Regions from separate parts of the Homo sapiens genome. Here region 1 is linked to region 2. A link is an interaction called in ENCODE POLR2A ChIA-PET data of the cell type or tissue named here. Cell type or tissue: OCI-LY7. All regions are shown on one strand. Links, peaks and the distances in the headings refer to the core of each region. The heading gives the core; the rest is flanking DNA.

Region 1 (13,802 bases), core at 6,761-11,760, 130 kb after region 2:
CCTGGATCTAAGTGGAAAGGCACACTGCCAAGCACAAGGAGATCCAAGAAAGAAGAGATTTTTAAAAAACAGTCACTTTTCCTGAACAGCCAACACTGCCATGCCAGGGACCTTTTACACAATCTCCCAATTGTCGAAAGCAGCCCAGATGTAGGCTTGTATGCTGTTACCACCCACCCCCAACCCCACTGCACCCCACCACAGTTTTATGGAACAGGAAGCTGTCTCATGGCTGAATTGCAAAGAAGTGGTGTAGTCAGGTCCTCCACCTCTTGATCTGCGGCTCAGGACTCCTTCACTACCACACTGCTCAGCCCACAAGGACTAAGGGCCTGCCCAACAGATGTAAGCCAGCAGCTCTTCATCTAGTTAGAGCAGCACACTGGGGATCCACAGATTAAAAGACAAAAACAGGCCACTGCAGTGGCTCATGCCTGTAATCCAAGCACTTTGGGATGCTGAGGTGGGCGGATCACTTGAGGTCAGGAGTTAAAGACTAGCCTGGCCAACATGGTGAAACCCCATCTCTACTAAAAATACAAAAATTAGCCAGGTATGGTGGCAGGCACCTGTATACCCAGCTACTGCGGAGACTGAGGCAGGAGAATCACTTAAACCCAGGAGGCAGAGGATGCAGTGAACCAAGATTATACCACTGCACTCCAGCCTGAGAGACAGAGCAAGACTCCGTCTCAAAATGGGACAAAAACAAAAAGCCCACTCAAAAGATTTTGACCCACCCACAGAAATAAACATGTCCAATTAAAAAAAAATGCTTTCTAGAAAGGTAAGACAGGAAGAAGAAAGGACTATTTTGACAGGGATAGACGATTCAGCCAAAAATGAGACCCCTCCCTTCCTTCACCTCCCACAGCTAATCAAACACCCAGTTAGGTTTTCCCTGACTGTCATGCCAGACGCTGCCCTAGGGACTGATGCAGGCCAGCCTTTGTGCCCCTGAAGTCAGCAAGGAACTACAGCAGGTCCTCAAATAGCATCATTGCATTATAACGTTGATAAAAAGAAAAAAAAAATCAATTCCCAGCTGGGGCCACTGTCTGTGTGGAGTTTGCACATTCTCTCCATGTCTGTGTGGGTTTTCTCCAGGTACTCTGGTTTCCTCTTACATCCTCTACAAATACCTAACTTGAACATCCCAAAGATGTTGGAGTTAGGCACTTATGTGTCTAATGGTCCCCATCGGAGTGGATGTGAGCGCACCTTGGGATGAAACTGTGTCCTACGCAGGGTGTGCTTATCACCTTGTGCCCTGAGCTGCTGGGAGAGGCTCCAACCACATGCTACTCTACACTGGAATAAGCAGGTTAGAAAATGGATAAATGAATGAATACAAATTATTGTCAAAAAAAAATTCATAAAGTATAATCATACAAATGCAGGACATTAACAATGTGGTCTGAAAGTGCTCAGTGAGCTGCCATATTCGTAATTGTTTTTAAACTGCACGGTAGGAGGAGATGACCCTGGTAATTTTCATTTTGTAAACATGACCACCCTCACTCACTGATCCACCAAAAACTGGGTCAATAGTGATCTCACTTGTTCTTATTAATTTTTCTTAAATGTAGGTATAGCTGCCATTTACTTCAGTGTTTAGTATTAGAAGTGTTTGGGGTCTTTATTTAGAAGTTTGGTGATATTTCTGTGCCAGAAATATGCAATAGGAATTTAACTCTTGTTTACATCAATTAGCCTTCATAAAATTGGTTTCATTATACATGGTTTCACTTCAAGTCATAGTTTCCAAGAACCCATGTATGAGGTTAAATGAGGACTTAGTGTACAGTCACGCACCACATAATGATGTTCTGGTGAACAAAGGACTGCATATATGACAGCAGTCCTCTAAGATTATAATGAAGCTGAAAACGTCCTATTGTCCAATGATGTCATGGCCATCATAAAACCGTAGCACAAAGCATTACTCCGTGTTTGTGGTGATGCTGGCATAAGCATACCTACTGCACTGCCACATAAAGAGTGTACAATGATGTCCCAGGCCTTCACATTCACTCACCACTCAGCCACTGACTCACCCAAAGCAGTTTCCAGTCCTGCAAGCTCCATTCATGGCAAGTACCCTATACAGGTATATATTTTTCAAATCTTTTATACTATATTTTTATTGTACCTTTTATATGTTTAGATACACAAATGCTTACCATTGTGTTATAACTGCCTACAGTATCCAGTATAGCAACATGCTGTAAAGGTTTGTAGCCTAGGAGCAATAGGCTATAGACACATTGTCTAGGTGTGTAGTAGGCCATACCATCTAGGTTTGTGTAAGCACACTCTACAATATTCACACAACAAAACTGCCTAATGATGCATTTCTCAGGATGTGTCCCTGTCATTAAGTGAGGCATTGACCGTATATCTTGGTGGCTCCAGTAAGTGCTGTGAAAGGGTACTACAATACAATACAGGGCAATACAGAGTACTATGGGAGCAGGTCATGAAGGGGCCTAACTAAGTCTGAAAGGCCAAAGGCAAAGGCCCTGAGGTGTTTCAAAGCCTGGCACATCTAGAAGCTGAAAGGCAGTGGGGCAAGAGGATGGTCGGCAGGCCCGAGAGGTGTGGGGAAACCAGATTACACAGGGCCTTATGACCAGACTTTATACTATCCTAAGAGCATGGGACCCATCAATAGTGAAGAATCATCCAACTTGCATTTTATAAGCCTATTGTGGCTGCAGTGTGGGGGCTGGAACACTAATATTCTCTGTGACCCTGGGCCAGCTTCTCAAATTCTCTGAGTTTCAGTTCCCTCTTTTGTAAAATAAGGATAAGCATAATGGTACCTACTATACAGGTTGTTGTGGGAGATAAATAAGTCAATATATGTGAAGACCTTAGCAATGTTAGCCTTTTTTTGTATGTGAAACTATTATACACAAACACAAGTTTGACAAAATAAAACTCAAACTTAAACTACATGTAATTTACTCTAATGTCTCCCATTCTACTATTTTTTTATTTTGTTAAATGATGGGGGGGAACCCCTAAATTAATTTCAGAATGAGGTAACATAGGTCATGACCTGCAGCTGGAGATGGGTTAGACTTGGGTGATAGCAATGGAAGAGAGGGCAATAGAGGTGCCAGGACTTGGTGGATGATCAGATAGAGGTGATGAGGGAGACGGAGGTATCAAAGATGCTCTCAAGCCTCTGGATTGATGACAGTGCCAATTTTGAGATGGAGGGCCCAGGAGGAAGAGCAGGTTTGTCTGTGAGAGGAAGGAAGACTGGACTCCTCAGTGGAAGAGGATTTGGGTGGAGGTGACAAAAGGAATCTTCACTTATACACTTTCCCAACCAAGATACTATATAGAGAGATTTCACATCAGAATCGTAGTTATTAATAAGGAATGCATTTTCCCAGACTGCTCCGTGAGGGGGACAGCCTTTCTGAACCAAGCACAGCAGTAAGTGACTGAGGGAGGACTCTGGGATGTGGGGCTCCCGCCAAATGTCTTTCCTTATCTGACCAACATAAAGCACTAATCACATTTAATTAGAGTCCATTTGCCCATCTGTTTCCTCTACTAACCAAGCTGCTTCAGGGCAGGGACCACCTGGTTTCATCAATCTCTTTATTCCCCAGACCTCCTTTGCATACTGCCCTGCATGCTGCCTGTCGTAGGTGCTCAACAAGCATCTGCTGAATGAATGGTCATGATTCCACATGATGGAACTCCTGAGAAGGCCATTTCCAGTGCAGAAAATTAAAGTGGGGAAAATGGAAGGAGGGATACAGAATCTGTTAGGAGAATTCTGATCACTGAGGGCTATAGGCCAGTGGTTCATGGCAAAAATTAGTCTACAAAGAAAATGCTAAACTCTGGAATGGGCAATTGGCATGGGTCATCAATATAATGATCAGAAACATTAAGCAGATCTGGGAAGGAATCAGGAAGACAAAGGAAAAATAAAACAGGATGAGGCTATATATATATATATATATATATATATATATATATATATATATATATAAAATTTGGTCTCTTCCAAAGATCACCCTAAGTGTGTAATTCCTGACATCAATTCCCTCGCTATATTTTTCCATCAGCTCTACACCTCCAAGAAGCCTCCCCATTTCCAATCCTCTGCCACCCTCCAAACCCCAGCTGCCTCACGTATTACTTTTTTCCATACGTACATGATTTATTTCCCTAATAAACAAACAGGAATGGTGTTACATAACTTCTTATCCACTCCACTGCTACCCCTTGCACAGAGGAGGCACTCAATAGTATATTCAATTAATAGCTGATTAAATGATTTCGGCATTCACATTTTCTAGCCTCATTCCCTTTAGTTGCAAATGGTTTACTGAAGGTATCGTTTTTAATAGTAACAGCTGCATTTGTTCAGCATCTACCACATACCAGACATAGCTAAGGACTTTAAACACATCGTCTCCTATAATCCTCCATCTGCAGGGTTGGGGTAATTATCCCCATTTTACAGACTTCAAGATTGAGGCTCAAAGAGACAACATAGTTAGATAAGTGGCATTCAACACTGGCATTCAAACCCAAGGCTACTTAACTCCAAGGCCAAATAAATGCACCATTACTCTAAAATTTTGGCACCATTATCCCTGGCACAGAAACACGAAGAAAAGCTCATCTGACCTGGAGGCAATACTCTCTGCTCCCCAAAATATAATTAAAACTCAACTCAGAGAAAGCTTTTTTTTAGGTTTGGAAAGGCCATAATTTATCAAGAGCCATTCATTCATTTCCTACAAATACACAGGTCAGGTCAAGCAACTCTGTGATTTTAAAAAGTGGAGCGCGTTATTGGCACCATTTGTTTCTGAAAGAATTTTAACGAGAAAACCAATGATGTGCAGAACAATCAGATCATTAGTGACAGGTAGTTAGTAAAATAATCACAAAATGCTAAAGCCTCCACTTCTTCTATGCTACAGTCCCCCCAAGCTTCCATGTTCATTATTTTATTGGATCATCTCTGTAACTGTGAGGTAATTACTTGTATATCACTGTATACATGAGGAAAAAATTAGAGTAAGGGAAGTTCAATGAGTTAACGAAGGTCATGTCTGTTACTCAGGACCCTTGGTTATAAGTAACAAAACAAAACACCTTGGCAAAAGAAAATTTGAAATAAGGAAGAGAGGCCAGACAGGAGGGAATTTCCAGGCGAATACACTCCCTTCTCTGCTTCTCTCTGCCTACAAGTTCCTCCTACTCCAAGCCAGCTGCAGCAAGCCAGCTTTCTCCTCCAGACAGGAAACCAGGGTCACTGCAGCTTCACGTTCCCATTTCTCTGGCTCCACCACCCCAGAAGAAAAGGCTCTTGGGCCTCAAGTTCAAAATTCCAGGGAGATGGGCTTGAACAAATGTGCACTACACCACTGTACGTCTCCCCAGCCCTATCTATGCTGGGCGGATTGGCAGCAACACAACAGCAGCTCTGTCCAAAGACACCTATCCATCAAATCCTCTCCCCTCTCCAGTCTGACCCCCTTTTAATAGCTTTGACCTGGCAAGGGGTCCAAATGCAGTAAAACTGGTTCTGTTTTTCCTTTGTAATTTCTACACAGGAGGCTGCTTCACATTCATTTGGGGCAGGGAAAGGCCCCATCTTAACATCCTATTACATGGCTGCAATTACTGCCTTGGATTTTCTTGAGGCATTCCGGTTCTCATAATAAATTATCCCTTTTACTAAAAAAGATTTTTTAATTACAAAAATTAATTATAATTAAAATTGTACCAAGACCAAGAACACAGGAGACCAAGAACCATGCTTGGCAGGTCCCGGTAATGGGTAAGGGAGAAGTAACACCCCTGAAGAAGGGAGAATGCCGGTCCCAAAAGAAAGAAGGGGAGTCAGGCAGATAAAGTAAATAGAAATCCTGTAAACATAACTGCTAAGCTCTGTTCTTCAGATCCCAAGTCCAATAATCTTGCTTCTTTCTATACCACAGTTTACATTATTTGGGCACTAAATTGTGAAGTACCAACAGTAAAGAACCACCAATATATAAAAGGTGCTAATTGTGCATAATGACATTTAGCGCAAACGGAATTAGAAAAGAGAGAGATCGTCTAGGCGTGGTGGCTCATGCCTGTAATCCCAGCACTTTGGGAGGCCAAGGCGGGTGGATCACTTGAGGCCTGGAGTTCGAGACCAGCCTAGCCAACATGGTGAAACCCCATCTCTACTAAAAATACAAAAATTAGCCAGCTGTGGTGGTGCGTGCCTGTAGTCCCAGCTACCCGGGAGGCTGAGGCAGGAGAATCGCCTGAACCCAGGAGGTGAAGGTTGCTGTGAGCCGAGATCGTGCCATTGCACTCCAGCCTGGGTGACAAAGCAAGACTCTGTCAAAAAAAAGAAAAAAAAGAAAAAAAAGTAGAGAGAGAGATCTACATACCCATTTACATTCGAGTAGTATCCTAATATTAGAAATCTCTACAATTGTGTGCTAAGAAGAAACAAAAACTTCTTTACCAGTGAAAGTCAGACTAGCCTTCCCTGCCTCATAGCCCTCTGCCTTCCACCTTCCCTTAAAGCTGGATGATGGGAGCCTCTCCTTAGATCCAGGGTTTCTTTGTCCTCTACTCAGCTGGAAGGTTCACCTGGGCCCAGGTGATGATAAAGACCTTTCTTCCAAGGAAGAAAGCAGGAATCAGAAACATAAAATACATTTACAAAGGGGACCCCAGTAGCTGAGTTTCCTACAAATGCCAGAGGGCTAACAAAAGATGCCGGCACATCTCCATCGATGTGTGCTCAACACTGTCTCACAAAACCAGCTCCAGAATGAGACCACCCAAGCATGAAGCAGAGAGCTCAGGAAGGGAAGTGGGCAGGGGCTGTCACCCTACTGCTGCCTTACGACTGCCGTAATCCAATTGGTTTTTTCTTCTTTAATTTAATCAAGCACTTAATTGAGCCCTTGCTGTCTGGCAGGCACTATTCTAAGTGCTTTAGAAATATTCTTTGCTTTAGTTGGTAGAAATCAGCTCCCAATAGCATCACTGACTGCACATGGTTATGGCAACTTCTAAAAAGAAATTTAGAGAACAAGATTTTTAAAATTCTTCTCAAAGGTCTAACCCAAACCTAGATGGCTGAAATCAACTCCAATTTCTCTAGTTCCAGCACTTTGCTTCTCTCCTTGAGTCCACTTTGTTCTTCTCCTTCCACAGAACAGATAAAGGTTAATATTTATTAAGCACTTACAGTGTACCAAGCATTTTATATCCATTATCTCCGCTGATTCTCACAGCAACCCTAGAAAGTAATGCTTTTATGCTCTTTACAGAAGAAAAAACAGGCTGAAAGGGGAGGCAACTCACCAGGCCAACTTGCCCCCAGGCCAAGTGACAAGCCAAGATCCCAGCCCCAGCAGCCTGACTCCACACTCCTTCTCCTACCCGCATTGAAGTACCCTGCTAGACAGCAACTCTTGTATGGTGTCACTGGAAAAGCCATCTTTTGCAAGAACACATATGCTGCCGCTCCAAATTGTTTTTAATTGAAATGAAATGCATATAACATATATCAGACATTTTAAAGTACATAATTCACGGCATTTAGACATTCACAATGTTGTGCAACTGCCACCTCTATCTAGTTTCAAAACATTTTCATCAACCCAAAAGAAAATCAGTATCCACTTGGCAGTCGATCCACACAACCTCTTCCCTCCAGCCCCTGGAAACCATTACTTTGCTTTTTCTCTATCTATGGATTTACCTATTCTGGATAATTTGTATAAATGGAATCATATAATATGTGGCCTTTGGTGTTTGGTTTCTCTTACAAATAACATGTTCTTGCGGTTTATGCAAGTTGTGGCATACATCTGTACATCATTCCTTTTTATTGCTGAACAACATTCCATTGTACAGATATGGAGATACCACATTTTGTCTATCCATGTATCCACTGATGGACACCTGGCTGAGTTACTTCTACCTTTTGACTGTCGCTAATAGTGCTGCCATGAAGATTTGGATTCAAGGATTTAAGTCCCTGATCCAATTCTTTTGAGTATATAACTAGGATGGAGTTGCTGGGTCTTATGATCATTCTATGTTTAACTTTTTGAGGAGCCATGCCTTTTGAAATATTTTTAAAATTTGAAATTCTGCAAAGAAAAGCCAGAAGGAAACTGAAAACAAAATGCAAACCTCAATGAAATCAAAGGAGATAACCAGTCTCATCTCATTTGAATAAGTTCAAATCTGGGCAGAAGAAATCCAAACAGTACACTTCTATGTTTTTGAAAGGCTAAGAGAAAAGATATGTAATTCTACCAAATAACTAAGAAGGGGTTGCTGTATCTCCAGGATATTTTTAACAAAAAAATCACACCTAAGCCAGGGCTCCAGTAGGAGCCATGTGACTGGCTATAAGACTTTTCAACCAAAGAAAACAGTCAAGAGGACAAGCATAGGCCATTAACAGGGGCGGCCTTCTGTGATCAGAGAAGGCTGAATTCCCGCCCTGGTTCTCATTTTTAGTAAGACCACTCTTCTCTTTGGAAAGATACAAGTCTCTAATGTCAAAAAATGACAGCACTCTTTTAAAAACCATCTTGTGTCCCAACCCTTAAAAGACTATTTCTAATTAGTTCTAAACTGTCAGCACTACTTAAGAATGGCTTGCTGGAAATTTAGCCTGGGACCAAGGGAAAGATACGAAAGCATCAGAACCAACCCAGGGTGCACATATGCCCTTGTCCTGCATCTGGTGTTTCAGCATTTTTATGAGGCCTAGTCAGTAATGATCTTAACCAGGAGGACAGTGGCAAGATGGGAATGCAGAGGGACTGTAACAAAGGAGGATGCACGAGTGCCTTTAAATTACATGAAAAAAAGAAAAGTTATCTGAAGAACACAGAAAGTGAACTACAAATGACAAGACTGAGTCTTTGCATACAAGCAAGACACTGACATGACAGGAATGGCTGGCAAATCAGGTAATAGGCAAGTGACTTGGCAGCATTCACTGGGCAGGTGTTCAATTAGGCAGGAAGTGGGCTGAAAACAACTCAATTAATTCATTGTGCATGCCTGTCCAAGAGAACAAGATAAACCTAAAACATCAATGGCAGACCAGAGATTAACTCCACAGCTCCATCTTTTGCAAAAGTAGGGGCTAACAAAGATGCATGTGCAAAATATAAAACTACACCAAGATGAGCTCTGGTGAGCTCTTTAAAAGTTCGAACTAAAACCAAGGCAAAGAAGGAAACAAAGCAAGAAGGTGGCTTATTATGGATCCAGAAAAGCCATTCCTTTCTCATGAGTGGCTCTCAATGGCCAGCCTCAGATATAGGCAGTCCTCAGTACTTGGGTTGAGAAGTGTGACAGGTGCAAACACAAACATATTTAAAAAGTCAACAGCAAAGTGATGGGCTCACCCTTACTTGTAATATCCCCTATGTGTGAGGCTCTCCCAAGCTAAGACTTAACTCCAATGCCAGACCTATAGTCTGAATACACTAGAAAAAAATATAAAACCATGAGGAGTCATTTGGCAGAGCCAGAAAAAGAAAGCTACACTACGAACATAAAATCAAGCAAAGAAAAGCAAAGGTTAGCAGGGCCAACATCTGGCAGAGCCACTATAGGTCCTTACTGGAAAAGGGGACTCAAACCCTTGCAGCCCGGATGGCATCGCTCAGGCCTGATGAGAAACAAAGCATGCTGCAGGTGGGGCAGAACGTTTGTACTAGAGGCATCTGGACAACTCCCTTGTTTTAGAGAAAAGAATCCTGAAGTTTAGGAGTTCAGCAACATACCCAGGGCAACTGTTAGCAACAGCACAGCCAGGTGTATAATTCTGGGCTCCTGGAAAGACCTTCCACTAATAATACTGATGATGATAATGATGACGGTAACAACTCTTATTCACTGAAGAGTTTAGGAGCAGACATTGCATTGAGGGTTTTACATGTTACCCCGTTTAATCCTCTCAACAACTTACAAGGTAGCAATTCTCTTATTAACCCACTTTACACACAGGGTGCAGAGAGGTTAAGGCACCAAAGTCAAACACCTTGTTGGAAGCACAGGCAGGACAGGAACCTAAATCCAGCTAAAAGTTTCTGCTCTTGACCATTATACTTAACTATCCCTAAACTATATTGCTTCCAAACAAGGCAGAAAAGGCTATTTTCAACTAAAGTATAAACCAGCAAGTTTTGACCATTAGATAATTTTTCACATATACTACCTTTTCCTATCAAGATACAAAGACAATCAACACTTCGGGATATAAAGAACAAAATTATTTTGACTTTAAGGAGAAAGAAGGCTCAAAACTCTCCAGCCTGGAAAAGAGAACTGAACAGAGACCCAGACTTGCAAATTAGGGGCTAAAGCCAAAACCAAGTCTCTTTGGGATTTCTGTCCAGTGCCTTTCACCTTCAGCATGTCACGTATTTTCAAGGACTTCGTTCTAAGTGCACAGTGGTGCTGCTAGGCTCAGTGAGTGATTTCAGAAATCAGTATTTACCAAATCTTGGAGTTTCCACTAAAATTATCACTGTGTCGACACAAAACCACCAGTTTAAGCCTATACATTGCTATATTCAGTTTTAGGAAACTGTTGTTTTTGATGAAAATACAAAGCACCTGGCTTTCCTAAGAAATGTCATTTATATTCTCAGATTCCACATGCAGCCATATCTCTGGAAGATGCTGTTTTCTCTAACTGGCAAAACCAGGACATCTCTTTGTATGCACACACCTGCTCTGTTGCAACATTCACTTCCTTTCACTGCCACAGCCAAACCACAGATTAGAGCTACAAGTTTAGATCAAGATCAATAACCATCACAGATCTGCAACTCTAGAAGGGGCTCCTGCAGTGGGCCTGGCTCCAGCTGGTGCCCTGGGACCCAACATGAGTCACTTAATCTCTCTTAATCATAAAACGAAGGGCAGCAGATAATGCTTACTAACTGCTTATCAGATGCCAGGCACTGTGCTAAAGCCACTAAACTCGAGCTAACTCATCTAACTGTCATAATACCTGAGGTAGGTACCCTCATCATACCCTGCCTAAAGATGGACAAAGTCAGGCTTAAAAAAGTTACCCAAAGTCACACAACCATGACACTGCACAAACAGAATTCAAACACAGGTTTCTCAGACTTTAGACCCCAAGCTCTTAACTATCACACTCGGTGTCTTTCTGCTTTCCTCATTCATAAAGCAAGGGTAAGAATACCTGTCATTTCCTTGCAGAGACAGTATTCTGCAAATTGTCCTTAACATCATTCTGACTATTCTTCCAGTCTGAGGGGTGAACTGTTACAAATTCTCCCAGACAGACCAACCAATCAGCTAAGTACTCAGTACTGGACTAAGGATGAAGGGAACATAAAAGAGAGAACATCCCTGCCGCCAAGGACTTCGCAATCTAGCCAATACCAATCGAAGCTATAATCTCTCTCAGATATTTTGATCATTGATCCACAGTCAGAAGTGTATTTCTATTATGGCCTGGGAGGGATGCACCTACACACAGCCTTACTGTGTGTCACACATTGTTATTTTTCACTGTTCTATTTCATTTAAAAATGTATCAACCCACTAAATCAATTCTCTGACTGTGGATTGTGATTAACAGTTTGAAAAGCCCCAACTCTAGCCCCTTTTTGGCACAAACTTTAAAACAAAACAAAAACAAAATGTCAGGAAGTTCTTCCTCAGACTAGTTTAAGTTTCTTGGGCTATCGGGTTAATTGGATTTGTATCGCTGAATATGTCCTCAGGGGCAGATGCACCAGCATATCCGATCTGTGAAGGGTATAAAAAGTGGACTCCTGCAGGCCCACATTCAAATGCTGACTCTCTGGCATGTTAGCTATGTGACTTCTCCAGATCTTGGTCTATAAAACAGAAGATAATTCCACTCACCCCTCTGGCTTTTTACAAGGGACCTACCTGGTACTGGTTCTGTCTTTCTCAGCAGAGGGGCTGTGGGCATGGGAGGAAGGGAGACAAGTCTGGTCATGTGGCACGACCAGTTTACGCAACACAAGACCTGTGGTAGCCAATTCCACCCCTCGGCCTGCTACCATGTTAAGTGATTCGAAATCCTTCAAATCTTTTATGCAGGCATCCGTTGTATTCCACATGGAAGTACAATAAATAAGATGCCTAAGATATAACAGGGCATAGGCCAAGTCTCCGCCATTGTAGAGCTTGCTGTTAATCTAGGCAGGTGGCCAGGTAAACAGGTAACTGTAACTGACCGCACCAGGTGGTATAACATAAGTCTGGGAGTCTGATGAGAGAGTGTCTGATGAGAGAGTGTCTCATGCAGGGAAGTCTAGTCCTTGATCCCATTTGCAATTCCCTTAGTGTCAAAAACCACACCTTGCAAACTTCTAATTTATAACACATAAAGACTTAAAAACCACTACCACCACACTGAGGACAAGAATCCTTGTCTGTAGCCACAGCAATAAGAGGGCTATCAACTCCAGTTCTATCTCCCCTACGAGATGCTAAGTTCCTTGAGACCTGAAGTAAGAGAATTGCTCAAGATCACACAGCAAATACACAAAATTGGAAACCCCAAAGATCAAAAATTGCAGGTCACTTTGCTGGTTCCTCTGGAATTTCCCCTATACTTGTCTAGGCTCAAACATAAAAACTAATGTGGAAAGGAGAGAGAGGAGAAGGGAAAAAAGGTCTGTCACTAGGTGACCAAAAATGTAAGAGCTGGCCAAGCACGGTGGCTCATGCCTGTAATCCCAGCACTTTGGGAGGGCCGAGGTAGGAGGATTGCCTGTCCCAGCTACTCAGGAGAATTTCCTGAGCTCAGGAGATGAGCTGTGATCACGCCACTGCACTCCAGCCTGGGTTACAGAGTGAGACCCTGTCTCAAAAAAAACAAAAAGACTTACCCACTAGACGCTGATTAGGTCTTTGAAGAGGTGAGACCACGCCGGGCATAGTGGCTCACGCCTGTAATCCCAGCACTCTGGGAGGCCAAGGCAGGTGGATTGCTTGAGCTCAGGAGTTCAAGACCAGCCTGGGTAACATGGCAAAACCCTATCTCTACCAAGAATATAAAAAATTAGCTGGACATGGTGGCACATGCCTGTAGTCCCAGCTATTCCGGAGGCAGAGACAGGAGAATCGCCTGAGCCTGGGAGGCAGAGGTTGCAGTGAGCTGAGATCATGCCACCGCACTCTAGCCTGGGCAACAGAGCAAGACCCCGCAAGAAATGAGACCAGAAAACCTCAAATTTAGTTTTTTAAGTCTTTTCAAGATAATTATACAATCAGTGAAAGTGTGTGTGCTAAAAGTGCTGACACGTCCAATATGTAAATTTAAAATACCCCGCTTTCTAAAATCGTGTTTTGGCATTTCCTCATTTTTAAAAATACTGGGCATTTCTGAGAGGCTGTGTGGTTAACATGGACTTCCTTAGTTTTGGTTTCCAGTAAATGAAGCATATATCAGCACCCCATTCCAAAACCAAAAGAATGAGAAAACCTTGGAAAGATTCTAGCTGAAACAGGGTTTTTAAGCTTCATCCTCTCCTTCTTGTTTTGGGGGAGGAAGTGTGCAGGGAAGATCAGTTACTAATGCCCTTCAGGGGAGGGGAGTTTCTCAGGCCTCAACCTCTGTAGCTGAGATCTGTATTTTCTTCAAGCCATCCTGGTTGAAAAATAAAAACAAGCGATTACAACACATTGAGCCTGGGTGATCTCACATACACTATCTCATATATATCTTACCACAGCCTCTTTTAGATTGTACTATCATC
Region 2 (16,288 bases), core at 5,063-10,062:
GTAAAAATGGCAATGGATTTGATGACATAAGTCAGGCATTTTTTAAAGACATTAATTTCCTTGTATAATTGTGTGGAAGGGACCTGATGATATTAAAAGACTCTTCCATTGCTGTCTCCTAGAGAACAGCCAAGTACTGCTGCAGAAAATCACCCAACAGGCCATGGTCCCCAACCTCAAATGAGCACTCAACACTGCCCAGCAATCCGGCTTTTTTTCTCCAAGTAGCTAATTCTTTCATTGCCATTGTAAGCCATTTAAACTCTTCACCACTCTCAAAAATCACTCCTATACCCTGCACTTCTCCTTCTACTGTTAGAACATGATGTTACTTTTTACTTCACAGAGAAAATAGAAGCCAAGAGATAGCCAGTCTCTTAATATCCCCTTAGCTAAATGCATAAACTTGTCTGCATTCCATCTTCCTTCCTTCCTGTTACAGAGAGGAGGGCCTTACTTTTGCTTTAGGCAATTCTCCCAATGTGCTTTGAGGGTCATCCTATCCACCTTCTTAGGAACTTGACACCACTCCTTTTACCTCTACTCTCTTCTAATGGGTCCTTGCCAACAACTGCTAACCTAGTTCCAGCTTCTTTTATTAACAAAATAAAACATTGAACCCAGAGGATTGCTGGTATTTCCAGTTACTGACTAAAGAATAGCTGCCATTGGGCAAGGGTTGAATCACAGTTTATAATTCATTTTGTTGGCCAGCTTTGCCATTAGCTTATTCTTGATTATTATCTTTTTACAATTTGAAAGTATTTGTATTAATTAAAATTTCATGCATTGTACTTTCTTCATACTTTTATGTTTCATTCTTTCATATTCACACTCAGTGTCATATTTGTGTGATGATTTGATTATTCTTTGTCTTTGCCACTAGATTGTAAGTTCACTGAGAACAGGTTCTGTGTCTGTATCCCCAGAGCACCTAATAAAAACTCAGTAAATATTTGTTAGAAAAAATGAATGAAGGAGGCCAGGCGCAGTGGCTCACGCCTGTAATCCCAGCACTTTGGGAGGCCAAGGTGGGAGAATCACAAGGTTAGGAGTTTGAGACCAGCCTGATCAACATGGTGAAACCCCATCTCTACTAAAAATATAAAAATTAGCTGGGCATGGTGGCACGAGCCTTTAAACCCAGCTACTCAGGAGGTTAAGGCAGGAGAATTGGTTGAACCCGGGAGGCAGTCGCAATGAGCCAAGATCGTGCCACTGCACTCCAGCCTGGGCAACAGAGTGAGACTCCATCTCAGAAAAAAAGAAAAGAAAACAAAAATGAAGGAATGGAATTCTATGAGACAGAACAAGCAAAGGACTAAATATCAGTTTGTTTAAAATTAGGCTGGTTTATAGATGTTAAATATTTTTAAATGCATTGTACGTTATGATAACCAACAATGAGCATGAAATTTTTTGATGTTTTTATTCAGGCCATGGAAGCAGGTCTCTCAGAGGTAAAAAGTGAGTTACAGTCACGTGATGATCTCTTGAGAATTATAGAAATGGAACGATTGCAATTACACAGAGAATTATTAAAAATAGGAGAGTGCCAAAATGCTCAAGGAAATAAAACAAGGTATAATCTTTATATTTGACAATCTGAGAGAACTGTTCAAAACATGATGTTTGAATGTTTTTAAGAGTTTTATATTTGAAATGAGAATATAAAGTCTATTTTGTATTAACATGTTAATTAGTGGGTAATATTAAATATTAAAAATAAAATTTATGGTTATTTCATTTTCAAAATTAACATCTTCACTTACCTAGAAAATTATATCATGTCCTGATTTATGGATATTTCTGTCACACTGAGTCAGACCTGGTGGCTCCTAGCACTTTGGAAGGCCGAGGTGGGAGGACAATTTGAGCCCAGGATTTCAAGACAAGCCTTAGGCAACATAGTGAGACCCTGACTCTTCAAAAAAATTTTTTATTACCTGGGCATGGGGGCACACACCTGTAGTCCCATCTACTTGGGAGGCTGAGCTGGGAGGGTCGCTTGAGCCTGGAAGGTCAAGGTTGCAGTGAGCTGTGATCGTGCCACTGTACACCAGCCTGGGCAACAGAGATCCTGTTTCAAAAAAAAAAAAGATATTATACAAAAATAGTATAGAACTGGTATTCAATTATGTATACTCAGAGAAATAAGATTTATTCTATATTTTTAAATGCCTTTGTTTTGATTGCCTATACCTGATGTCAACATTTTCACTTGTACATATTGTATTTATTTTGGCCACCAAACTCGCCATCTTGTCTGTTCCATTGAGGGTTCTTCTTAAAACAGATTTTTTTTTCTCTTTTAAAATCAGACAGATATTGTATATTCCATAAACACAAAGGAAATCAGACAGATATTGTATATTCCATAAACACAAACAAAATGGGACTGCTGAGGATTGTTAAATGTTTGTGTGTGTGAATAGACAGTTTGACTGCTTTAATAGTTCATTGATGCTCTTATTCTCATAGAACTTGAATCTTTCTCAAAATCAGAAAGCTAATGCCAGATCAATGATAGGATTTTAAAAATTGAATAGCCAAATAGGGATGCTTTATTGAAAGATTGTTATATTGTTTTAAAGGCAATAATTATTTCTTCAAAGTTGTGAGACCTTCAAAGTTGTGAGACCTGCTAGCATTTCTTTGAGGTCTATGCTTAATAACAAATGGCAACTTAAGATCCCTAAAATGACCTATTTGTGTGTCTCACCAAGGATGGTGACAGAATGCCTATTAGCCAATCTGCATTATCGAATGCTCTGTATACAAGATGTATACTATCATCACTGATTACTAATCAATCTGATATTTATTACATGTAGTGCTGTTCCAGTATGGTGAGTAATGTCTTCACATGAAGAAAATATATTCCTAAAAACATAAGACATTTCACAGAAGAGCACACCAATCAACCCATGTCTAGCTCTGGCTTTGTGAAGAGCATTGTAGGTACTTTTTATGGTGCTCTTAAGACCCATGCTGAATTCCAAACAGTGCCAACAGCCCTTCAATACACTATTTGATCTAAAATCTTGCACTTATTTATATATTTGGCCAGTAAAAACTTTTTTGTTCTGCCTGTTTACCATCCTCTATTTAACTTGGCATTTATTTTGGTCTCCAGACTACAGCTTTCTTATCCTAGAATTCAGTTCTAGAATTCTGAGATTTGATGAAAAGGTATAAGTTTAACTTTTCACAACTTCCATTGTATTTTAGAATTCTTAGCCTTCATCTTTTCCACTAAAAGAGTCTAATTTTTTTAGTTTGTTCTCATATGAATGCTGTTCTATCAGCTTTATTGTTTTGGTTTATTTTATTTAGACTGTTGCTTCTTTGTAGTTGTATCAAAGTGAAATACCCCAGACTACTGATAATAGATGCATAGTAGTTTTATAAAAGTAGCATGGTAATGTTCTTATTCATTTTCAGAAACTTTCTCAATAATGCTAAGCTTTTGTTAGCTTTTTCTATTTTTTTTTAGTTGTAGAAGCACCCTGGGTTGATATGTTCTGAGAGTTATTAAACTAATTTCATACTCTTGTTCTACATGACAAATAATAGTTCCCTTATACATGTACATTAGCATTTTATATTATCATGATTACGGTTTTCTTCTATTCACTTGTCCACATTGGAGTTTGACATTTGTTTCATTCACTCACTGAATTTTGCAAGACCACCATGAGGATTTTAGCATTCAATTCAGCATTCTACTTCCTGAAATTGCTTAGGAAGAATTAAAAAATATGGAAATTTTTCACTCATTTCAAATTATAGGAAATAATGAAAACTTAAGACTGATCCTGAAATAATATTTTAGGAGAATATTGGATAAAATGGAAAATGCTCACAATATATTACTAAGTAGGAAACAAAAGGACACTGAAAAATAATGTGTATAGTATGTTCTAATTATATGGGAAGTGTATATTTCTTTGCACACATATATGCATAGGGAAAAATATATTTACCGCACATAAAAATGCTAATGATGGTTTTTCCTGAATGTTAACATTACAGCAGTATATTATACTCTGATATACTTTGTTATCCACAGTTAACATATATATTTGATAATCACAAAAAAAGCAATCTAGTCTAGATACATGTAACTCAGGGATATCACTACCAACTTAATACCTTTTATAACAGATCCTCTATTTTCAATCTTTAAATTAGCAATTTCTTTATCATTACTCATATTTGGGTTTTTTATTTGTGTGGTTGAAATTTCTGAAGGTGTGAAATCTTCTCAAAAGTTATCTGGAAACCTAAAATTGTACTCACAAGTGGATATGTTCCTCAAAACAACAGACTCCTCCAGAATAGTCAAGCCTGACTTCCAGTAGAAAGCATGCTGCTTCCCCTACCTGGTTATCTTTATTTTTGTGTTTTTGTGATTTTTATTTCACTGGTTTGTCTCATATGAAAGTGAACATTATCTGCTTAGACATCTTCAAACCTCCTGTGGGTATTATACTCTTTATACTAGTTTCTGCTTTTCTCCTCTAATATTAATATGTGGTTGCAATTCCACTTTATAAATTAAGCAGCCAAAGAATAGATGTATTTGAGTACTCTCTGGTTAGACTGTCAGAGTTAATGATGTTTTATCTCTTTTATAGAACAGTTGCTCCCCTTAGACTTCTCATGACATAGTTCCTTTCCACAATACATTAGCAAGTTGGGTGTGTTTCCTTTTTTTAAATGGGTTACCAAGCTATTTTATTATAGCATACAGTCTTTTCTTTTTTCCCAAAATCTTATCTACATATGCAATCCCAGTATTCTGCCAATTTTTAATGTATAATTGAAATTCCTTATTAATTGCTTCCTTTCTTCCATTGAAACCATTTGCACTTAAAGATGTAAATACTTATGGGATCTGAATGTATTAGAACTTGCAATTTCTGTAACTAAAAATGTTTCCAACAAAGTAATGATCTATCTCCGCAGCCTGTAATGGTCTAAATTAACAATATAATCGTTACAATTTATCAAGTTAAGCTTAATTTTAATCATTATTTTATGTTTAATTTGTAGACTTGAATCATCTTATTTGCCTTCTATTAAAGAACCAGAAAGGAAAATAAAAGAGCTGTTTTCAGTGATGCAAGATCAACCAAATCATGAAAAAGAATTGAACAAGGTATGAAAAATAATGAGCTCCATTCTTCCAGGTAGATGTGAACTCTTTACATACAAAGGGAGTTAAAAAAAAATCTTTCTTCTCACTCCCTTTGTTTTCCTTCTGTATTTTTTTGTAAGGTGATAATCTACCAAGCTGCTAATTCCGACATTTTTCTGTGTGAGACTACAAAAAACACAAACCTTAAGTTATCACTGTGCTACTGGGAGACTGCCCACGACACGTGGAGGGTGGAGGGCTGGAGGCTCCATGATAGGTGGCTTATAGCAAGAAAGTTGAGAGCACAGACTCTGGTGCTCAACCACACACGTAAGCTTGGAGAAGTTTCCTGTGCAAGATACTGAGGAGCCTCATTTCTAAGGTGGAAATAATTGGTACCTACCTCATAAGTTTGTGATGAGGATTAAATGAGTTAGCTGCTAACTAGCAGTTAACATGTGCCAGGAACTGTTCTAAGGACTTAAGAAATCCTACTTCATTTATTCCTCACAAACATCTAATGAAATAGGTCTTAATATTACCCTCCTTTTACATTTGAGGAAACTAAGGCACCAAGAAAAAGTAACTTTCTTCAACATTACACAGCTATTAAGTGGCAGAGGCCATGTTTCAATCTAGGCAATCTGGCTCCAGTATCCATACTCTTACCCTAAGGTAAAATCTATGAGATAATGCACTTAAAGTGCTTAAAATAGGATCTAGCTCAGAGGAAGTATCTAGTAAATATTGGCTCAGTAGTTATTTATTGCACCCACATTTTTTCACTGAGCACCTAACATGTGCCAGGAACTCTGCTGGAGCTAGAAATACAAGGATGAGTAAGTCCTGGGCACTGTCCTTAAAGAGCTTGTGGTTCTTTACTCTCCTACAAAGAGTATGATTCTCTCCTCCCTCTAGTACAATCCAGTAATGGCCTTCTTTCTGTGAATTTATCATAGCTATTCTCCACCTCTCTGGTCTTTAGGTTTGAGGATCAGGCAGAATATTTAATGCTATAAAATCTAAACAATTAAAAGTTAAATAAACCTGGGTGTGGCTTTGAATTATCAATTAGTGCACTGCATAGTGCTTGACACACAGTAAATTAAATACTTAGAGAATGAGTTAATATTAAGGCTAAATTTTCCCATAAATATATAGGGTCATAAATTCAGTTGTTTGTACAAATTTAACAAACATTTGTTGAGTATCTAGGAGAACTATAGCTATTCTGCTAATTTCTATAGGAAACACAATAATATGAAAGACAGGTACTGTCTGCCAAAGAGTTGACTGTCAGAGAACTAACAGAGGTTAAGTAGAGAAAAGGTGTTATGAATCAGTGATCATTTTTCATATATTTTGAACACTTTAATGCCATATAATCCCACAAAATTTATTTTGCTGACTTAAAAATATAACTTTGAAAAACTCTTTTTTACTGGTGTCCCCAGTGAATGATAAAAGATTGGTTAAAGCCACCTAAAGTATAGTTACATGATTCTTAACCTCATAGATTTAGATAAAGTAATAAAACTTTGAGTAATATAAAGAATCTACTGACTTTGCACAGTTTTGACATGGTGGGAGAGAGTATGAGGCACAGAATTCTTTATAGACCCTTGGAGGCCACTAAATACCAGAATGCTGTGCAAAAAAAAGGTAACAAATGAATTTTATATAAATAGCTTCCAAGTGGCCGGGCATGGTGGCTCACACCTGTAATTCCAGCACTTTGGGAGGCTGAGGCAGGCAGATCACCAGGTCAGGAGTTTGAGACCAGCCTGACCAACATGGTGAAACCCCGTCTCTACTAAAAATACAAAAATTAGCTGGGCGCGGTGGCAGGCGCCTGTAATCCCAGCTACTCAGGAGGCTGAGGCAGGAGAATTGCTTGAACTCGGGAGGCGGAGGTTGCAGTGAGCCGAGATTGCGCCATGGCACTCCAGCCTGGGCGACAGAGCAAGACTCTGTCTCAGGAAAAAAAAAAAAAAAGCTTCCAAGTGTTTCTGAAGAGCATTTTAATTCTTTTGTAATAAAACTAACAAGAGCTATGTATTATGAATCTTGCAAGTATTTTATTTCTTTTCCTTTTTTCCAGTCTAGAACTGTTTTAGCCATTTATTTTGTGATAACATTCACATTTTCAATAAACCAAAAGTCATTTGGAGTTCAGGTAAATTAGTTTCTTCTTTCATTAAGAAAGAAGTTTTGCAGTATAGTATGTTGTGTTAACATCTAAATATTGTGAAAATAATAAAAATAGTTTACTCCTTTTTCACAGTAGTATATTCATTTTTTTATATTTTAAAAGTTCCATTTTGGCCAGGTGCCGTGGCTCACGCCTGTAATCCCAGCACTTTGGGAGGCCAAGGTGGGCGGATCACGAGGTCAGGAGTTTGAGACCATCCTGGCCAATATGGTGAAACCCTGTCTCTACTAAAAATACAAAAATTAGCCAGGCATGGTGGTGCTCACCTGTAGTCCCAGCTACTCGGGAGGCTGAGGCAGGAGAATCACTTGAACCCGGGAGGTGGAGGTTGCAGTGAACCAAGATTGTGCCACTGCACTCCAGCCTGGGTGACAAAGCAAGACTCCATCTCAAAAAAAAAAAAAAAAAAAAAGTTCCATTTTAAGTGGAACAGGTTAAACTATGCCAAAGGGATGCGATCAGCAAAATCCATACTGGGACAAACTATAGACTGACCGTGTTATTTCATCAAATAAATTGGAAGGTAAAAACTTGGAGACAGAAGAGATTTAAAGGAGATTTGTAATATTGTCCTCCGGGTTAGGATACTTGTGCTCGTGTCTCTTAGTTTCCGCCTTGTTCTCGTTCCTGTGACTCTTTTTTAAAAAAATCTGTTAAATGATGAGGTTCGATCATGTGATTTCTAAGGTCATATCCAACTCTGAAACTCTGAATATGCTGGTAATATGAATAGAATCAGATGAAGGAAGGGTTGGTGGCATAAAGCCTGATGGTGATCACATTTGCCTCTGGACATGTGTACTTTCCATGTTAGGTCACCCCACTCTAAGTGCCATCCCCTAAAACACAGCTTTTTCTGATCTCACTCTAGGTGTCATCCCCTAAAACCCAGATTTTTCCAATCTCTCTGTAGGTGTCAACCCCTAAAACTCAGGTTTTTCCAAATGTGAACCACCTTCCACACCTTCCAGGACCCTTCCCACAGAGGTTGCAGAGCACAATAGTTCACAGGTCCTGGAATTAGACTGCCTTTCACAAGAAATGTGATGTGAAAAGTTATGCACCTTAATTTTCTAATCTGCTAAATACAGTAGTCTGCAAAATAGAGAGACATTGTGGGGATTAAATGAGATGATGCATGTAAACTACTTAGAACACACAAAAAGAGAGGCTTTAAAAAGATATATGAGCCAGTCACAATGAATGGATCATGTTTAGATACTAATTCAATTAAACTTAAACAACATTTATTATATTTTTGAGACAAGCTTAAATTTGAATACTGCCTAGATACTTGATGATATTAAGGAATTCTTAATCTTTACAGACATTGTAATAACATTCTGGCTACATTTAAAAAAAAGAGAGAGCCTTGTTCTTTTAAAGATATATACTGAAATGTTTAAAGGTGAAATGAAAAAAAAAATCCATTTTAAAAAAGTGCCCTGGAGAAAATTCATGTTTCTTTTGTGGCTAGCCTCTACTTAACTCTCCAGCCTTATTTCTCAGAGCAGCTAACTCCTAGCTACCCTAAACTCCTTTTAGTTCACTGAGTGTGCCATGCTTTCACTCACTGAGCTCTTTGCCTGGGATCCCTCCTCCTTCTCCTCCCTCCTCTTCCTCCTCCTCCTCCCTCCTCTTCCTCCTCCTCTTCCTCCTCCTCCGAGCCCTCCTCCTCCTCCTTCTTTCTCCTCCTCCTCCTCTGAGCCCTCCTCCTCCTCCTTCTACTTCTTTCTCCTCCTCCTCCTCCTTCTTCTTCTCTTCCTCCTTCTTTTTTTTTTTTTTTTTTGAGACAGGATCCTGCTGTGTCATTCAGGCTGGAATACAGTGGTGCAATCAGGGCCTACTGCAGCCTAGACCTCCTAGGCTTAAGGGATCCTCCCACCCCAGTGCCCCTTCCACCCGACTAACTGAGACTGAATGCACATGCCACCACACCCGGCTAATGTTTTTACTTTTCATAGAGCATCTATATGTTCTATTTTTTTCTATGCCTTTTTATTTTTTTTATTTTTATTTTTTGAGACAGGGTTTTGAGACAGGGTCTTGCTCTGTCACCCAGGCTGGAGTGCAGTGGCATGATCTCAGCCCACTATACTGCAACCTCTGCCCCCTGGGTTCCAGGCATCCTTCCCACCTCAGCTTCCCACACAAGCCACCACGCCCGGCTAGAGCATCTCTAATTGGCATTCATTCATCCTTCAGTTTTGGGTCTGATGACCCTTCCTCTGGGAATCCTATCCTGTCATCCCTAGGCTGGGTTAAACACACTGCCACTACATACTGCTGACACTAATTGCTACACTGTGTTGTAATCGTCTATTTTTCTGTTTCCCCAATGGACTATGATTTTTTTTTAGACGGATGATTATGTACTTTAAGTCTCAAGAATTAGAAACAGTAATGGTTTCTAGAAAGATGCTAAGAGGCTAGACAAAGACAGCAGTTGTAGGAATGGAGACAGAGGCAAGACTTAAAAGAGGTTGAAATAGAATGGACAGAATTCATTGCCTGACCAGGTTTGGGAGGACAAGGGTGGAGAGGAGTCAGAGACAATCCAGAGGTTTGTAACATGGAAGCTTAGCCAAGATTCAGAAAATAAGAGGCTTAAGTAAGGGAAGTGATGAGTTTTCATGAAGACATTGTTTGAAGTTTACTGTAATGTGATTCTGAGAAACAAATGTTTAGTTACAAACAGTACAGCCTATTTTAGTTTTAAAAAAGCACTGAATTTAAAGCCAAGAGTCCTAGATTCCAGTCCTAGCTTTGCCGATTATTAGCTTTATGACTTTGAGCAAATCATGTAACCATTTTAAAGCCAATTTTTTTCTCCATGAAAATGCTTGATAATACTTTCTTTACCTTCCTCTCAAAGTGGTTATCAAAGTAGTATCAGTCATAGGTGATGATTTGCATACAACAGAAAATAGAAGTGAGAAATGAAATGTTGGAATTGGAAGGAAAAAAGGTAATGAGTCATTATTATATGTATCTGTTTTTAATTTAGCATTGATCAGAAAAGGAGGGTGAAGTGGGCCCTGACAAAGTTTCAGAATAGAAGGACTGAACATGGCCAGTAAAATTTTAAGCTACTCTATAAATAAAAGGATTCAATAATATTTCCAGTCTCTATCTGCTGCAGATAAGAAGCCAACTCCAACAGGTGGAAGAGTACCATAACTCTGAGCAGGAAAGAATGAGGAATGAAATCTCTGACCTAACAGAAGAGCTTCATCAGAAGGAGATCACTATAGCAACTGTCACAAAGAAAGCTGCCCTTCTGGAAAAACAGTTAAAAATGGAATTAGAAATAAAAGAAAAAATGTTAGCAAAACAAAAGGTATGCAAGCAGGCAGAATAGCACTTGTCTAGGGCACATTCTTGCTCAGTGCCAATAGTAGCCTTCATTATTGACTAATGAAAACATTACATTTCTTGGTATTATTTCTGAGACTAGCTTCACAGAAATGCTTTGTGGTGTTACATAAAACCTTTCAGAGATAACACAAAGTGTCACCAACAAAAAGGACTAGGGAAATGACAGTGCAAGACAATTTCATTAAATCTCATCTTTCCATTTTCTTGTAACCTATATTCTGATCACCTCCCACAGTACACTCTAATCAAATATTTCTTCCTGAGTATGTTTTTCTGTATTTCTCTTCCATTAACATTTTTATCTTTAAAAAAAAGTCTCTATTCCAGCTCTTCTTCAACACTTCCTACCCCTCCCCCACACTTCATGTATTTCTTTCAGGCTTTTTACAAATGGATGTTGAAACATGAAAATTAGTTCATATTTACTGAACATGCAGTCAATGCACAGCATGGTACGTGAGGAAAAACAGCAATTGTAACATTCTTCTGTTAAAATACTACAAGTAACTTCTACATCCTTCCTTTCCTTCCTGCCTATTTATTTTTTAAATTCCCTCCATCCCTTACTCATGATCAAATGGATGGCCTACTATTGAGAGCACAGGGTTTATCTGCTTTTTTACCCCAAATCTAAAGGTTTTGAGAGCATCATTTAATAATTTTCTAGGCATATGAGGGTCACTTCACAAATAACATGACTAAAATCGTGAATTATGAAAACAGAAAAGATTTAGCCTTTGCCCAGTTGTAAGCCTTAAACCGTGATTTATTGTTGCAGTACACAGGAAAACAGCACAGATGGGATAATCTCTTTGGTTGTACCTGTATAGGCAGGGATATTTTACAGGTGTTAACAGTGATCTGGCTAGTTGGATTATGAATAATTTTTATTTTCACCTTTATATTTTTGTACGTTTTCTAGGTTTTGTCAATGAGCATAAATTGGTAATTTACAAAATTAAATCTTTTTAAGGCACGTGTTTTATACAGAAATGAGTCCTAGAGAAGTAAAAGGACAGATACCATATCCAAGTCCTGTCAAGTAGAATAAATCAGGGAAAGATAAAATAAATTGAGAGACAAAATGAAGTAGTCACTAAAAAAGATGGAATTTTGGCAGAAATATCAGAACAAAATTAAACATGAAAGTTATGTATTGCCTATTGTAAAAATTAATCAGGTGTTGAATAAATTTAATGGACAGTTACTCAAACATGCTTTTAACATGTGCTTTTTCTGGTGACAATTTGCATACAATAGAAAATAGAAACCAGAAATGGAATTTTGGGATTGTAGGACAAAACTAAATGAATCATTATTGAAAGTATATGCTTGTAGTTTAGCATTGATCAGAAAAAGACGTAAAGTGGTGCCTGCCAAAGACAGGAGAACTAAATAAGAATACCTGAATGTTATTGGTCGTACCGAAGAAGTGTTTCCCTTCATTACACTTAGAAAATATTTGTATTCACAAGACAAAATTTTAATAGAATTATGAGTTTTTATTATGAATTTTACATTTGCCTTTTATCTGCTAATTTCAGGTCTCAGATATGAAATATAAAGCTGTCAGAACTGAAAACACACATCTAAAAGGAATGATGGGAGATTTAGACCCCGGAGAATACATGGTAATATGCTGACATCATTCAATAAATTGAACAAAGAGATTACTGAATTGGTCACGATTAACCTAGACATCATTTATTGAGCACTTGCTGTGTGTTAGACATGAAGGAGTTGGGTGGTAAATTATCTTGTGCTTCAGTTGAGGTTACTTTTATCCTCAGGCTAGAACATTGGAATGTCTGGTTTTCTCCCTTGTTCTTTGGTTGGATTGGGCTCAATTCTGATCATTTCCCTCAAATATGCCAAGCATGCTATTTCCTTGCTTTTCTTCTTGCTGTTGCCTTTGAAATCCTACATCCTATGTGGCCTGATTCAAGTGCCAATCTTCCCCTCAACGAAGCCACCCCTGAAACCCCAGTCAGAATGAATGCCACATTTAGTTCGTATTTTGTTCTGACTTGTTTTGTTGCTTGTCACTTTCCCAGTGGATGGCAAGCAGAGAACCATGTCTTATTGGTGTTTGTTTCACCAGTACCTCACATCTCAGGCATAAAGTAAGTGTTCAATGAGTGTTGGTTGATTTAAAAGAGGGAGAAATAAATGAATTATTCAGGATAAGGACTACTGGTTTTAACCAATGGCTCTATAGGTTTACACAAAGGAACTTAAACAGGCTCTGTGCATCCCCTTTCAATTGTTTAATGTAACAATAGAAAATTGATTTTATATGAGAATTTTTATTTATTGAATGAATGAAATATCATTGTTAACTTGTTTATCATTTATTTGCTCTGAGAAAATTCTAAAATAATTTTCTACCATATGAGGAATGGAAATGATAAGAGATGAATATGTTAATTACTTAATTAGGCCTCAGTTTCCTTAGCTATAAAATGAGGGAGTTGAATTAGACATTCTCCATTGGCCCTCCTTAAGCTATGATACTATATTTCTGTGATATTATATACTTGTTCTCATAATGGTCCATATTCTAGCATCAAAAGAGTGCAAACATTCTGGAAGCATTCTGTCTTCTTCTTTGGGCATGGTTAATGGATCCTGTGATTGGAGTACAGATGGATAAAAAGTAAGGCATAAGTGATTTTCCTATTTGTTACATTAAAAAAACTGTGTGTCATCTATGACATTTTTATTTCTAAATGCTGAACACACAAAAAGTTAAATCAGATCCTGCCTCCGTGAGTGCTTTTTTCACTCACAAAATGGTATTTGTATTTTTTTTACATTTCAATTTGAATGTTTTTAAGTGTATATTCTGGGTCGTCACAGCCCCCACTGAGCCTGCCTAATTCTGGCTCCTTTAGGTGTTTGACTTTGTTCACCTTTTTGTGTTTTTAAGAAATAGCAGACACAGAGATGTATAAAGAAGCTAATGATCCACAACCCTATCCCAATCCAAAGCTATCCAGTGCTAACGAATTAGTGTTTGTTGTAGCATTCTGTAACTTTTTGCTTGCATATGCACACATAAGGAGGAGATGGGTTGAATGTTCTTTTACAGAAATAAATGTATAATATATACATTATTCCAAAACTGCCTTTTGACAGTCCATGAACACCTCTACAAATCAGTAGATGAACATCCCTTTATTTTTCCTAATTTCTTAGAAAAAATATATGAGCATATAAGATATACATAATTTTTTATAAATTTAATCATAACTTACATAAGGGCAATTTTAGTGCAGTCACTTTGTTGTTGCTGCTTGCTTTACTCCTCCCTCTTTCCTCCACTCATCTACCCGCATTATACCCCCTCCTCTAGATGATACATGTTAACTACTTGGTATGTATTATTTTAAACTTTTTCAGATATATATACATATAGTCATATAGTACCTATTTGGGGATTTTATCATCTTTTTAAAGTTGAATCATAACACGTACTTCTCTGTGTCCTGTTTTTGTTCACTCAACAGTATCCCTTGGAATCTTTCCAAGGTAACTAATTTAAGCCTATTTTATTTTTATAATAGCTTGATAATATTCCATGGTGTGTATCAAAATTTATTAAACTATTTTTATACTTATTTCAAGGATAATTTATTCCACTCTGTTTCCAGAGTTTTGCCCGAATGAACAGTACTGTAAGAAAAATCCTTATACTTACACCTTGGAATAGCTTCCTAGGAGTAAAATTGCTAATTCAAAGGATATGTGTGTTTTAATTTTAATAGCTATTGTTAAATCATATGTCTACCATCTTTGTATGAGTACCTTTTAAAATTTCATTCTTGTAGGCATAGGTGTTATAGGTCTTTTTAATTTTTGTCATTCTGATGGTTATAAAGTAATTTCTCAATAGCTCTTTAATTTGCATTTCCCTGAGTACCAGGTGAACATATTTTTGTATATTCATTGACAATGTGTACCAATATCAATTAGATATATCCTTTGCCCATTTTTCTTTTGGCTTATTTGTCTTTTTCATGTCAAATTTTTTTTTTTTTTTTTGAGATGGAGTCTCACTCTGTCACCCAGGCTGGAGTGCAGCGGCATGATCTTGGCTCACTGCAGCCTCCACCTCCCGGGTTCAAGCAATTCTCCTGCCTCAGCCTCCCAAGCAGCTGGGATTACAGGCACATGCCACCATGTCCAGCTAATTTTTATATATTTTTAGTAGAGATGGGGTTTAGCCATGTTGGCCAGGTTGGTCTTGAACTCCTGACCTCAAGTGATCCACCAGCCTTGGCCTCCCAAAGTGCTGGGATTACAGGTGTGAGCCACCCCGTCCACCCTCATGTCAATTTTTAACAATGCTTTTCCAAATCTGTTGTTTGTAACTTTGTTTATGACTTTTTTTGGCCATGCAAAATGCTTTAAACTTCTACTTGATCTCTTTGTTTATAGCTTCTGAGTTTCCTTCCTTGACTAACAGGGTCTTCTTGTTACATATATATATATATTTCTTCTAAATATATATAGCTTCAGTTTTTTTTCAAAGATTATTATATCTTTCATCCAAGTCTTTAATCCATTTATTTTGCGTGGGATATAAAATGGAAACCAAATTTAAATTTTTATGTAAACATTAAGCTCAGTTTATTTAGTTTCTCCTAGTAATTTCCTGTTGGATCCTATTTGGAATTGAAGTAAGTTTATAGATTAACTTTGATTTGGCATTTTCATTATAGTAAATTTTTCCATCCAAGAATGGCTTTCCATTTCTTCATATTTTATGTTTTTCAAAAAGATCTTACCATTTTCTTTGTACAGGTTATGTCCTTTTCTTTTAAAATGTATTCCTAGGTGTTTTTTAAGGATGAGTTTGCTGTTAAAATAAAAAAATAAAAAATAAAATAAATAACAAAATTTATTCCCAAGTGTTTTGCAATTTTTAGTACTGTTATGAATAAAATATTTTCCTTTTTTCAATATCTTGGAACTTATTGTTAATATAGAAAAAATACAAATTATCTTATTAATTTAAGTAGGCTTTTTACTAGAGGTTTCTTAGGCTTTTCTGAGATACAAAATCATATCAACAAAAATAGATAGTCTTATCTCTTTTCCATGGCTCATAGTAGGTTTTTTTTCTTTTTGATCATATACCATTTGCTAAAAACTCCAAGAAAATGTTAAATAATTATAGTGCTTGCTGGAAAGTTTTCTAGTTTTTGATTTTAAATGATGTGGTTTTAGAGTTTTCCTGTTTCATATATTTGTTCTTAATTTATGGTCTTAGTTATATCTTTTTCTATTTTACTTAGAGTTGTTATTAAGAATTGCTGCTGGTTTTATCAAATGCCTTTTTAGGAAATATGATGTTATGTGGGTTTTGTTTTTTAATTTATTGATGTGTAATAGACTATGGTTAACAGATTCCCCAATATTGATCCACCTTTGAGTTTTTGGAATAAACCTTTTTAGTCATAGTCTCAGTTTGATAGGGCTGCTGTAACAAAGTACCAAAAGCTGGCTGGCTTGAAACAACAGAAATTTATTGTCTTACAGTTCTAGAGGCT

What was found. ChIA-PET counts read pairs that join two places held together with the same protein. Peaks named below come from ENCODE experiments on the same cell type or tissue, not always from the same donor. Only the 100,000 strongest peaks of a DNase experiment are listed, where the experiment ranks them.
Region 1: POLR2A ChIA-PET joins it to region 2 with 5 read pairs; 3 of 35 experiments call an interaction of 5 or more read pairs at or near these places.

Annotation. Positions count from the first base shown.
Region 1 is chr11:93,510,405-93,524,206 of GRCh38, forward strand. The region is part of intron 1 of SMCO4 (single-pass membrane protein with coiled-coil domains 4); the gene reads right to left. Among named protein-coding and RNA genes, the nearest start is that of SMCO4, 26 kb to the right of the region's middle. RefSeq lists enhancers at 1,662-1,721, 2,432-2,481, 13,696-13,795. In OCI-LY7, for the core only: no CTCF peak of the experiment used is centred there; DNase peaks (open chromatin) are centred at 6,857, 9,017 and 10,787; H3K4me3 peaks cover 1,792 bases; H3K27ac peaks cover 3,519 bases.
Region 2 is chr11:93,383,962-93,400,249 of GRCh38, forward strand. It overlaps DEUP1 (deuterosome assembly protein 1), which reads left to right. Exons shown (of 14, transcript NM_181645.4): 8 at 1,437-1,582; 9 at 5,059-5,164; 10 at 10,498-10,695; 11 at 12,278-12,364. Among named protein-coding and RNA genes, the nearest start is that of DEUP1, 61 kb to the left of the region's middle. RefSeq lists an enhancer at 14,706-15,207. In OCI-LY7, for the core only: no CTCF peak of the experiment used is centred there; no DNase peak of the experiment used is centred there.